Linked DNA regions of Homo sapiens: region 1 is linked to region 2. A link is a contact called in ENCODE Hi-C or POLR2A ChIA-PET data. All regions are on one chromosome and are shown on one strand. Each heading gives the region's core, a stretch centred on a gene start or an enhancer-like site at or near the end of the contact. The rest is flanking DNA. Distances are from core to core; before and after follow the strand shown. Region 1 holds the start of NEBL-AS1 (NEBL antisense RNA 1). Region 2 has its middle 75 kb from the start of NEBL-AS1.

What was found. A loop is a pair of places that touch in the nucleus more often than their neighbours do. ChIA-PET counts read pairs that join two places held with the same protein, here RNA polymerase II (POLR2A). Pooled maps may share reads with other maps.
Region 1: a map of Caco-2 shows a loop between it and region 2 (5-fold over the local background). The contact joins the promoter of NEBL-AS1 here to the enhancer-like site in region 2. A Hi-C loop is called at or near these places in 7 of 168 maps with a recorded cell type or tissue (Caco-2, Calu3, K562 and 4 more) and 2 of 50 pooled maps. POLR2A ChIA-PET finds 5 or more read pairs at or near these places in 6 of 52 experiments (A549, Caco-2, MCF 10A and 3 more).

The regions. Positions count from the first base shown.
Region 1 is chr10:21,172,413-21,178,509 of GRCh38, reverse strand. NEBL-AS1 (NEBL antisense RNA 1) reads right to left here and starts at 4,520. Exons shown (of 2, transcript NR_046283.1): 1 at 4,403-4,520; 2 at 3,587-4,028. It also overlaps a transcript of NEBL not described here. RefSeq lists an enhancer at 4,051-4,941.
Region 2 is chr10:21,095,607-21,101,781 of GRCh38, reverse strand. It overlaps a transcript of NEBL not described here. Among named protein-coding and RNA genes, the nearest start is that of NEBL-AS1, 75 kb to the left of the region's middle. RefSeq lists an enhancer at 3,888-4,182. Within about 2 kb of position 4,146, at least 4 of the 41 ENCODE cell types and tissues checked have a DNase peak (open chromatin) inside an H3K27ac peak, as active enhancers do; they include PC-3 and PC-9, where a contact is called at or near this core.

The DNA of each region.
Region 1 (6,097 bases), core at 3,271-5,770, 76 kb before region 2:
TGTAGTAATGACGACTTCTTCTAGCTGTCTTTTCCTGACTTCCCGGTGTGAATTAGAAATTTCTCCTCTGTTCTTCCATGGTATCTAGAGTAGAGTTTTATTTTAGAGCATTTATCATATTGTATTATAATTCTTTGCTTACTTATCAGTCCCACTAGATTTTATTATAAGCAGAGATCATGTCTTATTCCCCAATGCATTTCCTGGTGCCTAACATCCTGCCTACCAATAACTATATGTTGAATGGATGAAGGAAGGTAATTGTTTCTGTAATAGCTTCTGAATCTTGAATTTCCCCTAATGTTTGTATTTTACATTTCTCATTGACTTGCAGAAATATTATAATGGCAAATGAGATAATTTTTCTACAGTGCTTAAGATCTTTGGAGAAATGCTTCATTAGGTTAAAGCTCATATGTGGATATCAAATGAAACTGTGAGCTAAAATTGACCTTTTTCCTTTCCTTTTGCCACCAAAGTTGTTGGTTGCGAAAACTTTCCTCCACGGTGAATTTGAGTCAGCTAGGAACAACATACACAATTTTATACAATACCTGACAAATGGAAAACATGCAGTTGAGCTGTATAAAATGAGATGATGAAATAATTAATAATAAGAGCTCTATACTTTATTGGCCACTACACTTCTAACGGCTCACCTTTTAGAAAAATAAAGACTGTAGGCTGGGCACGGTGGCTCACGCCTGTAATCCCAGCACTTTGGGAGGCCGAGACTGGCAGATCATGAGGTCAGGAGATCGAGACCATCCTGGCTAACGCAGTGAAACCCCATCTCTACTAAAAATACAAAAATTAGCCGGGCGTGGTGGTGGGCACCTGTAGTCCCAGCTACTCGGGAGGCTGAGGCAGGAGAATGGAGTGAACCCGGGAGGCAGAGCTTGCAGTGAGCTGAGATCATGCCACTGTACTCCAGCCTGGGGGACAGAGCGAGACTCCATCTCAAAAAAAAAAAAGGAAAAATAAAGACTGTATACTGAATCTTTTATGTAAATTCATTAGTTTCTTGTTGTTGATGAAGTGGAAAACATTTCTCTTGAAGTCTCATCATTGACATACTAGTGAGCTTTTGCTGCAGTAACAAAACAATCCCCCAAATCTCAGTGACTTATAACAATTATTTCTTACTCCCGTCATGTGAAGGCTGTGGGCTTGCTGTGGCTCTGTTGGGCATGATTCAGCCCGTCTCATTCTTGAACAAAAGTCAAAGAAACAGTCACCTCCCTGCAGTATGATCTTTTCAAGGCCAAGGGCCAAAGCCCAAAAGGTGGGAGAACAGGGGCAAACTATGCAAGCGCATTTGAAGCTTCTGCTCAGATACGACATATGTCATGTCCACTCACATTCCATTGGCCGAAGGAAGTCACACGGCCAAGCTCAGTGGGGAAAGGCACACTGCCTATAGGAAGTGTGCCAGAATAGAAGGAAAAAAAAATTGTGAACAAATCATACTATCCATCACACTCTGCATCCAAACTGGTATTAGTCAAAGCCATTGTTTGGCCTTTTGTGATATTAGTTATGCTTTAAAACTTTTATTTGGAGTTCAATTTATGTAGCCTGAATAATAAAGGTGATTATAATTGATTTTGCATAAATAGGGCTTTCATAAATAGGAGGAAAAAGTAAGGAGATTTGGGGATTTTAGCTAAAAAAAATTCAACTTTATAAATACAGAAGTGTTTTTAGGATAGTGATGAAGGTCAATTGTTTTGTATATCTGTGAGTGTCCCTGTCAGCGGAAAAGGATTGAAATTAAAGTAGAGATATTGGGGTAGAGTTAACACAAGGAACAATTTCTTAACCAGTCGAGTGAAAAAGACATGGAAGGGCAAAAGTTCTCCCCAGTAGACAATTCAATCATTATTGAAGAGAGAAGACTGGCTAGAGGACAGGTTTCTGCCAATTCTTTGTTTATAGTACTTTGAATTTGAAAATAAAGGAGTCCTTTTAAGACAGATGGTATTAAAATTCTTCTTACATCAGTAAAATGGCATTAAGAAACTTAGAAGCTGGTTTGATGTAGAAAATGAGAAAAAAATGAGAGAAAAATGTAACTCTGAGCATGTATCGCTTCTTCAGAGAATAAAATATCACATGAATATGGTTTTAATGTATTTGTTCATTTCATTCATACTGTATGTCAGGCACTGTGATCATTGCTGGTTTGGTAAGAAATTATAAAATGTATCTGGGTGTGGTGCCACATGCCTGTAATCCTAGCACTTTGGGAGGCTGAGGTGGGAGGATCGCTTGAGCCCAGGAGTTTGAGACCAGCATGGGCAACACCGCAAGATCCCATCTCTACAAAAAATACAAAAATTAGCAGGGCATAGTGGCATATGCCTGTGGTCGCAGGTACTCAGGAGACTGAGACGGGAGGATCACCTGAGCCTGGGAGGTCGAGGCTGCCACTCACTGAGGCAGTGAGTCATGACTGTGCCACAGCACTCCAGCCTGGGTGACAGAGTTAGACCCTGTCTCAGAAAAAAAAAAAAAGATTAAACATAACTTAAAGTTCAAAGGTTAGATGTAATCAGCTATAATGTCACATATCACCAACATTCTTGCTCTGAATTTTGTGCTTACAATTTGAAAAAGAGAATAAGATATTCAAACTATATTTCATGATCTACAGTTATGAAAATGTAAATGTTTAAAAAAAAACTACTGCCTTTCAGGCGATCACATACTTTTTTTCCCCTCGTCATACATTTCTAATGAGCTCTGAAATATTTTTAAAAGACAGCTGATCCTCTCTGACAGCAAATTCTCATTTTATTTGCTTTTGAGGTGGACTTGTGAACATGGCAGTGAGTGAGTGGCTCAGGGGCTGTTGAATTTGGTGAATCCTTTAAAGAAGTTACATCTTCTGGAAAGTCAAACAGTACAGCATTATTATGAATATGTCCATCAGTGCAGCTGTTTAAGAGGCCCAGAAACCAATGGTTTTCTTTTGTCATGAAAAGCTGCAGCCATGATATTTTTTTGAAATGACAGAAATATTTGTCAGAGCAGTGGCAGTTGGTATGTGGCATTATTGAGTCTTAATCTGTGCGCTAGCAACGGAATGTGTTCGCTTCTTTGTTATAACCAATTTATAATAATCCTAGCTGACTCTTCCGTGGAGCTTCCCTTGAGCCAGGCCGATTGAAGCAGTTCGGAACTGCTGACTCATTTAATCCTCACAGCAGGAGAGTAGAAGCTGTTCGGTAGCTGCGTCCTTATTCCCATTTTGTAGATTAAAGAATTGAGGCATAGAGCGACTAAGAATTTGCAGAAGGTCACATCATTAGATGGCGGGGTCAGGCTTTGAACCCAGGCTGTGTTCGATTCATTTTGCTGCCTCTCATCAAGTGAGTCCAATAACCTGACATCTTATTAAAAGGAAGAAACGATTCCTGTTCCCTTTGGTTTCATCCTACCCTGAGCCTTCTACTTGATTTTCTGGCTCTTCTGGTTTGGACTACGAGTTTGTAATTGCTTTCCTTAATGCAGGTGAAGAACTTTTCCCAGATCTTTGCGGTGTTGAATTGCAAAACAATACAACGTATACATCCACGCACACTTAAAACAAAACGAGCCATATTCATTTATTAATCAAGAGAGGCTCGACTCGGGCCTAAAATGACCAGTCGCTCTGCAAGGACAGGTATTAAAAAGCGCGGGGTCTGGGAGCCGGTGAGAGAAGGCTCTTTCTCATCCAGGATCCGAGGACTTCCCGCGGACACGAGGGAGAAGCGTCCTCTCGGAAGAGGCCCGTGGGAGCGGGCGCGGTGCAACCCTCGGCCCCTCTGGGACGCAGGTCTCCGGGTTCCCCGCGGATCTCCCGGCCCTTGGGCCTGGGTGCGTCGCTGCGCGCAGCAGAGACGGCCTCCGCCCTGGGGCTGGGTGCCGCTGTCCCGGGTTTCACTGGCTGGAGGAGGAGGGAGGGCGCACCCTGGCCCCGCACTCCCCGCGACATTTGGGTGCCAGGGACGTCAGTCAGCCTGGGATGAGGGTGCCCCCGGCTGGGGAAGAGAAGAGGGAGGGAAGGGAGTACGCGGGTTTGAGCACTCTCCCCACCGGTGTTTGTCACCTCCCCCGCCTGGATCCCTCCCTCCCCAGCCGCCGCCCACCTGGGCTCCCCGGCCTGCAGCGGCGGTGGCGCGAGGCTCACTCCCCAGGCCGCACAGTCGCACCCACGGCGGTCTGCGGAGCTTTCCGGGTCTCTGCCCGCCCCCTCCCCCGCTGCGCCCTCCCTCCCAGGGTGCCCGACGTGCACGTTCCCTGCCACTTCGGTCCGGGCGCGCCGGTGGGTTTGGCCTGCGCGGCGGCGGCGGCGAGGCGGGGGAGCGAGTGAGCGCGAGGGGCGGGCGCGAGTGACTGTGTGAGTCACCCGTACCTGGAGTGCGAGCGACGCAGAGCCAGCGGCGCGGAGCCGGAGCCGGAGCCGAGACCCAGCGCCTGCGAGCCCGAGAGCGCGGCCGGCCCCAGGCGCCAGGCCCCGTCGCCCTCCCCGTGCACTCACCCGTGGCCCGGCGCCGACTCCCTACCCGGCGCCCGCCGCCCGCAGCCCTCCCGCCTGCCAGGAGGCGGTGCGGGGCTCGCCGGGGGATGTCACAGCGGCTCCTGGGAGCCAGCAGCCGCCGCCGCCGCCGCCCCCGGGAACCGCGATCATGAACCCCCAGTGCGCCCGTTGCGGAAAAGTCGTGTATCCCACCGAGAAAGTCAACTGCCTGGATAAGGTGAGCGAGGGGGCGCCGGGCCAGCCTGGACCTGCCGGGCGAGGGGCTGCACCTGCTTCGAGAAGTTTTGGCACCTGGGATGGAAAGCAATGAGTGGGTCGGTGCGTGTGCGTGTGCCTTGGCACGGGGGGAGGGCGCGCGAACGAAGACGCCAGCGGGAGTGTCAGAGACCACGCTTGGCGATTGTGATGTTGGAACCGGGAAGGGCTTTTGTCGCGGTGCGGGGCGGTGCGACATCGGCAGAGCCTCTGCGGAGGGCGCACGGCGGTGCGCAGCCCCGGACCCCGGAGGGACCAGGCTGGGCACCCAGGGGGGCACTTCGGCGAGCCGCGCCCCCTCCACCTCCACTCGTGTTCCACAATACCCCCGCCCCCCGCCCCACAGATCCGCCCGCGATCCCACCTCACCGCCCACCCGCAGCGCCTCCTGTGACCGCGGCGAGGGGGAGAGGCAAATAGTAATTAATATGTCATGGGGCGGCCGCTGCCGCATTGCTAAGAATAATCCCTGCTGGAGAGCTCCGGCTCAGCGCGGCAAGCCGGACCCACGGGTGTCTAATCCACCGGGTGGGGAATTCCAGGGGAAGTAGTTCTGTAGCCGGGCCCCTCCAGCCCTGCCCCCTGCCCTTCCCGGGCAGGGACGGAGATGAACAGCCCGGGAGAGAGACACCCAGGAGCGATCCGGAGTGACTGACAGTTGAAACCAGCCAGGGGCGTTCTGGGGAAATTTGCGTCTGAAGATACAAATGCTTCCTTAGAACAAGCTGCCATCCTGACAGTCATCCCGGGCAGAGTCCGAGGTCCAGCATTTTAGTGGAAGCTGGTCAGGTGTAGGGGTACTTACATAGCTCTCGTGCAGCCCCCTCAGCTTGCCTGACTTCGGGTGAACACATATTTATTGAGATCCTACAAACCCTGCATTTAGACACTTTGAACTGGATTCCTTTTGGTTTCGAAGCCACTCTCTGGGCCCCGTTTCTTCATTAACCGAGCTCAGAAATCGTTTCTGGCTGCTCAAAGAAGTGCTGTTTCGACAGAACCTTGACAGTTCGTCCATGGTGCGTCTGTGTATTGCGGTGGGTTTTCCTTTAAGACTCCATTTTCAGAGCTGCCTGCTTTATTTACTTAGCTGAAAGTAGGTAAACACATCCCCAGTTCCCTACACTCTTTTTGTTGTAATATTTTCAGCTACAGGGACTGTGATGCACTAAAAAGCCTTCCTTCTGTGCCCATCCTGGTGAGAACTGGCATTGTACTGTATTTTTAAATGTTTTTTTTTTTTTTCCAGTATTGGCATAAAGGATGTTTCCATTGTGAGGTCTGCAAGATGGCACTCAACATGAACAACTACAA
Region 2 (6,175 bases), core at 2,897-5,396:
ATTTGGAGTTTCCTCTGGGCACAAAGTTGTTTTAGTGGCGTGCTTGACACTCCTTGGGTCTGGAAGAGCTTCTGAAGTGGAACATAAATTGTGGGGGTACATAGTATTTAAGATCTGAGTTTGGCTGCAAGTGACAGAGAAGCCAAACAACAGTGGCTTAAACAAGGTGGAAATGTACTTCTCTGTCACCTAAGTCCTAGCTAATGCAGGGGCTCTGCTCTGGGAAACCATTAGGGACCCAGGCTTGTTTTCTTTTTTCCCCACCGTCTCTAGGTCTTGCCTTTGTCCAGATGTTTCACAGTGGCTCTTATCATGTCCACTTTCCCTCTAACAAGAAGGGGTAGCAGAAGGAGGAGTGAAAACTACTACCAGAAATTTCTACCCATCACTTCTGCGTGGATTGTTTTAGCCAGAGCTGTTACTTGACCACATTGCCTGCACGTGATCTGGGCATGAAGTCTTACCTTGGAAGAACTGAGAATCGATACTGTGAGGCTGCCTAGCAGCCTTAGCCACAGGGAAGGATTTGAGTATCACAGAAGCTGTAGCCTTACAGATGATTAGAATTCATGGAAAATGATATCATAATGTCTCCCGATTGTTCACTTCTTGCCTCAATTCAGGAAGTGACACAGAGGGGAGACTTGAGTCATGTGGCTAGGAGACAGGCTCACCTTTCTACCCCATCCCTGGTCCATCCACTTCTGCTTCAGGCCTGTGAATGAAGGAAATAACCTCCCCTGTGTCTCTAAAGTTACATTCTGGTGAGTATTTCCTTCCAAAAAAAGCCACAAAATGTTCCCGTGAAAGGTCGATGTGTGGGAATGGAAACTTCGATTAAAACAAACAAAGAAACAAAAACTGTTACAAGAGCCATCTGAGACCAATCACAGGAAATTTGTTATCATCATCTAATGGATAATAGTTTAGTCATTGCTGAGTACTTCACTTTTACAATTTTGTGAAGCAGCTGATTTTCATTTCCACTTTTTCACAGGGAAGAAACGGAGTCATGGAAGGATATAGAATGAAGTAGCTCTGTTCAACAAGGAAATCTGTAGCAAAACCAATCCTGGAAACCCAAACTAGGGGTTTGATATCCATCTCTTTGCCCATCAGGTCATATTTCTTTTGGAGAAAATTAGAAATGATCTAAAGAAAAAGGAAGAAAATTGAAGAACTTTCCTCCCCAAGCCCTGTATTAACAGAATCTACATTTTTCTGTTGATTGCACAGAGGTCAGCCCCCCAGGGTTCACGGGAAACTGGACGGCCTCATCCTCAGAGCCATGCTTTGCACTCTTTATCTTTTACACAGGGTGCAAAAGTGTTGCTTAGCAACATCGATTCTTCCAGCTCTAACAACTGCGGCAGCCCGCACAGCTGACAATGGAGCAGAGTTTGCGAGTGAGCTCCTCATTTTTCAGCTTCTTCACTGTGGCGAGAGGGAATAAAGAAAGAAAAGGCAAGTGGGATGAAAGAAACACAGTCAACAGCACAGCGTGGAAAAGGACCGGCTGATGGTGGGGAATGGTCGGGTACCACACATCCCACACACGCTTAGTAAATGCTCGCCAAGAGAATTAAAAGGGGGTGATCACAGCAGCAGAGGTTAATTAGGGAAACTAAAGAGTCAATAGAATGTGATGGCCGGGCAGTCTGGAAATGGAAGTTTTTGACTGAGTGGGTGTCTAAGCACATTCATCCCCTCCCTGTTTTGGGGTTTTGTTTCTTTTTAGGCCAGGTTATTGGGCGTGTTTTTAAGGGAAATAGAAAGGATTGAGGAGGACTTCTTGTTTTTATTTTATTTTATTTTTTTGCAACTCTGTTATTGGCAAACCTAAATAGGGGTTCAACAGTTTCTTATTGAGTTATAAGTGTTTACAAAGATGTTCAGAACAGCCTGCTTTCAAAACTTCAGTGACTGTAATATCTTGGGCTGGCTTCTTTGGCCTTGTTCAACAGAGGAGTGTGCAACAGTGAACACTTGCAACTGATCTGCAACATTCAAGGTGATTTTAATGTTGGAAATACCCTCATTTCCTGGCTCACAGTCTTTCTCCCTCCTTCCATCCTTTCATGGAGATAAAATGGAAGAACATGTGCTGGCCACTCATATGAGATATTTCAAATCTGAGAGATTACAATCTTTCATATCAAATGCAGTTACGGCCCTTTGTAGAGCAGTTTTCTGAAGTGAATCAGATGAGTTTTTCAGAGCTAAAGGAAGTCAAGATGAAATAAATAAAAGCAGAGAGGAAATTGAAAGGGGTGGTGGTTGGGGGAACATATGTTTTCAGATGATATTTTAAAATAGATGGAGAGCTGATGAGACAGAGATACTGAAAACCGACTCCAGATGGCAGGAATAGCAATGGCAAGCTGGTGTGAAGGGACAGAACACAGGCTGGCACCAGACAGGGGAGGACGCGAAAGGAGAGGAGGGAAGCAAGCTGAGCAAAGCAGCCATGTCGGTGGGTGGGCTACTCAGTGTGTGAGGTTATAGAAGAAGAAATGGGAATCATTGAATTCATACCCGTCACTTTTAGTTTAATAATTTACTCAGTAGGTTCATGTCATTTTAAAAAATGATATGTCTATGAAAAAGGTATATATGCTTCACTCTGTTTTGATTTTATTTTTATTTTTAGAGACAGGGTCTTTCTCTGTTACCCAGGCTGGAGTGCAGTGGCACGATCATGGCTCACTGAAGCCGTGAGCTCCTGGGCTCATGCCATCCTACCGCCTTAGCCTTCCGAGTAGATAGGACCGCAGGTGTGTGCCACCATGTCCAGCTATTTTTTTTTTGGTGGGTGTGGTTTCTTGCTGTGATGCCCAGGCTGGTCTCGAACTCCTGGGCTCAAGTGATGTTTCTGGTTCCACCTTACAAATTGTTGGGATTATGAGATTACAGGTGTGAGCCGCCATGCCTGGCTAGATTTATCTCACTTTGATTTCTTTGCTAAACCTGTGGCTACAGGCAAAACAACTGTTCAAGTGAGAGGCCATGGGGGAAAGCTGGCCAGAGGAGGACTTCCTTAATTTTTTTTGTTTTCTATATACATTCAGCTTATGATGATACATATGTATATAGGAGTGTATTTATGCGCTCCTGTAACAATCTTGTAGGACACCAAATGAACTGAGTTTATCTTCATGGATTGATTGGGAAGGGAGGAATTTTTAAGAGAGGGAATTGAGAAACAAGAAATTATTCCAGGTCTAGCAGTAAGATGTCCAGAATGGCTTCTCATTACTAAGGGAGGTAGAACAAGTCACCCCTATTTCTGTGTGAAAAGATGCAGTTTTATTTGCATAATAATTATTAAATACCATTGGGTTTCCTGAGTCTGCATTTGGTACCATATTTCAATTCAATGAGCATTTATTGATGACCTGCTGTGTGATAGGAAGAGTTGTAGGGCTGCAAAGAGGAAAGAGTCATAGTTTGATCTTTGTCTTTTGTGTGGATGCGTGAAAATGTCTCCTTTCATTTCTGCACTCTCTGTGTGACAGTGTGTGTGAATGTGTACAAGTGTGTGTACGTATGTGTGCACGTGTGAGTGAGAATGTGTGTGTATGTGAATGAGTGTGTGTGTGTGTTGCTATCCTCCTACATGAAAGGGCCCTGCAGCTTTAGCCCTATTGCTGTTATAAATTCATATCCACTCACATTTTTGCCTCTTTTCAGTAGACCCATTGTTACTGATTTCATCCTTTTGCAACATTTAGATAATTGTTGTTATCAGCACTTAGCTACCAGGGTTACAGAAAACATCAAGATTCAAAAGGAGATTATTACGAATGTTCATTTCACGTAGGGTCACAAATTACAGCAGTAACACTTGTCTAGACCATTAAACAAGGAAAAAAATTGGTATACAGAAGGTGACTGCCCTTGTGCTACTAGAGTCTTTCTCATGGAGCTGTGACTATTACATCCATAAAAAAGTCCAATGTCTTCATTTATTGGGCGGTTCCTGTCGTGTTTCAGGGGAATGACAATCATTTCAGTTGTGGTGATTGAAGTCGTTGCTTTGGGTAGCTTGCATTCCAGTTTCATCAGAAATTGACCGAGACTTATCTTTTCTGTTTACACTTCTCTTGGACTTCTTTCATTTGTTCTTGTAGCTTGCCATGGAAACCTGTTTGTAAATCTTTTGTGGGTAATGATGTAACCAGAATAGTACAGGCAGAGCCCAGGGCCTGGCAATATACAAAATGACTCATTTAAGCCATGCTGAAATGGAGGTCAGCCTATTGCTATAGAAAACAGAAAGGACACACCATTGTATTGAGCTCATTTTATTTATGTATTTTTTTGGGGACAGAGTCTCACTCTGTTGCCCAGCCTGGAGTGCAATGGTGTGATCTCGGCTCACTGCAACCTCCACCTCCCGGGTTCAAGTGATTCTCCTGCCTCAGCCTCCTGAGTTGCTGAGATTACAGGCGCCCGCCACCATACCTGGCTAATTTTTGTATTTTTAGTACAGACAGGGTTTCACAATGTTGGTCAGGCTGGTCTCGAACCCCTGACCTTGTGATCTGCCCCACCCCCCCCCCGGACCTCCCAAAGTGCTGGGATTACAGGCGTGAGCCACCGCACCTGGCCGGATATTGAGCTCATTTTATTTGCAAAGAGGCAATGAATAATTATTATAAATTTTATTTGGAAACAATAAAGTATTAGGAGAGTGGAGGTGAAAATTTCCAAAGTAGTGGTATCTGGGAAGGTAAAACTCCTACAAGTGTATTTAAATAAAATATAAGCCAGGAAATATTACCTTTTTTTTTTAAGGATGCCTTGGAGATTTTTGATTGAGCCTTTTTGTAATAGAGAAGGGTAGAGGAATTTGTGGGGAGCTCAGATGAAATAGCTGGGTCTAGAGTGATGCAAAAAGGAGAGATAAGTTAATGAAAGAAAGACCAATGTGATGAAACTAGCCAAAATCTATGTTAAAAAGATATACACTCAGGCCGGGCCTGATGGCTCATACCTGTAATCCTGTCGCAGCTGAGGGAGGAGGATTGCTTGAGACCAGGAGTATGAGACTAGCTTGGGCAACATAGTGAGACTTCACCTCTATAAAAAATTGTAAAAATTAGCCAGACATGGTGGTGAGCATCTGTGGTCCCAGCTACTGGGAAAACTGAGGCAGGAGGGTTGCATGAGCCCAGGAGCTTGAGGCTTTAGTGAACTATGATCAGGTCACTGCTCTCCAGCATGGGTGACAGACTGAGACCCTGTCTCAAAACACACACACACACACACACACACACACACACACACACACTCAAAACCAAGTTGCTCTAAAGCCCGTGTAAACATTCTGTTTTTTTTCTTTAAATAAACTCTTTAATAAAAGGGCTTTTAAACAACTTCTTCAGGCTAATCTAAGATACTAGCCTCAACAGTATTTTTGAGAAGCGAGTTTTATATGCAAATTGTATTATGGTTTATATTCCATGTATATCCAACAAGGGGAATTAGCTGACTGAGGATGAGAATAGGGAAAGGCAGGGAATCAAAGGACAGTGGGAAGAGAGAGGGAAGGACGAGGATCCTAGAACTCAGTGGTATTGAAGTCCACAGTAGTGTTTGTTTCTTTCCATGTATGCTTTTTCCACTCCAAGTCACAATATTAACAACAGGATTATTTTGACATATTACATTTCTCTTTAGGGGAAAATAAATGGACATGCTTATGGGATCTATTTAATCCTATTTAAAGCCTAAAGCACAGCATCACTATTGTGTGTAATGTTACATTTCGAATGTTAGAGCCAGAGGATAATCTGGTCTAACTTTTTCATTTTACTGACTAGGAAGCTGCAACCTACCAAGGTTAAATGACTTATCCAGTCTAGTTAGGGGATTTGTAGAGCTCAGAACCCAGGTTTTCTTACATTCTAGTTCCGTCATCTTTTGAACAGTACTAAGAGGACTCATGGATGAGGGAGGCATGAGAGAGATAACCCCAAGTCTTCCTTGTCATTTTCTCAAAAAGCTGAAGGGAATATATTACATCTCATTGCATCAAGATGAAGCTAACCAGTGACTAGGAGACAGATGCCACTGAGATGTCCCTTTCTCTCTGAGCACCAAGTGCCCCAAATTCAGATTTAAGATGAATTGATTTCAAAAACCTTCAAGATTTAATAGAAAATTGCCATTC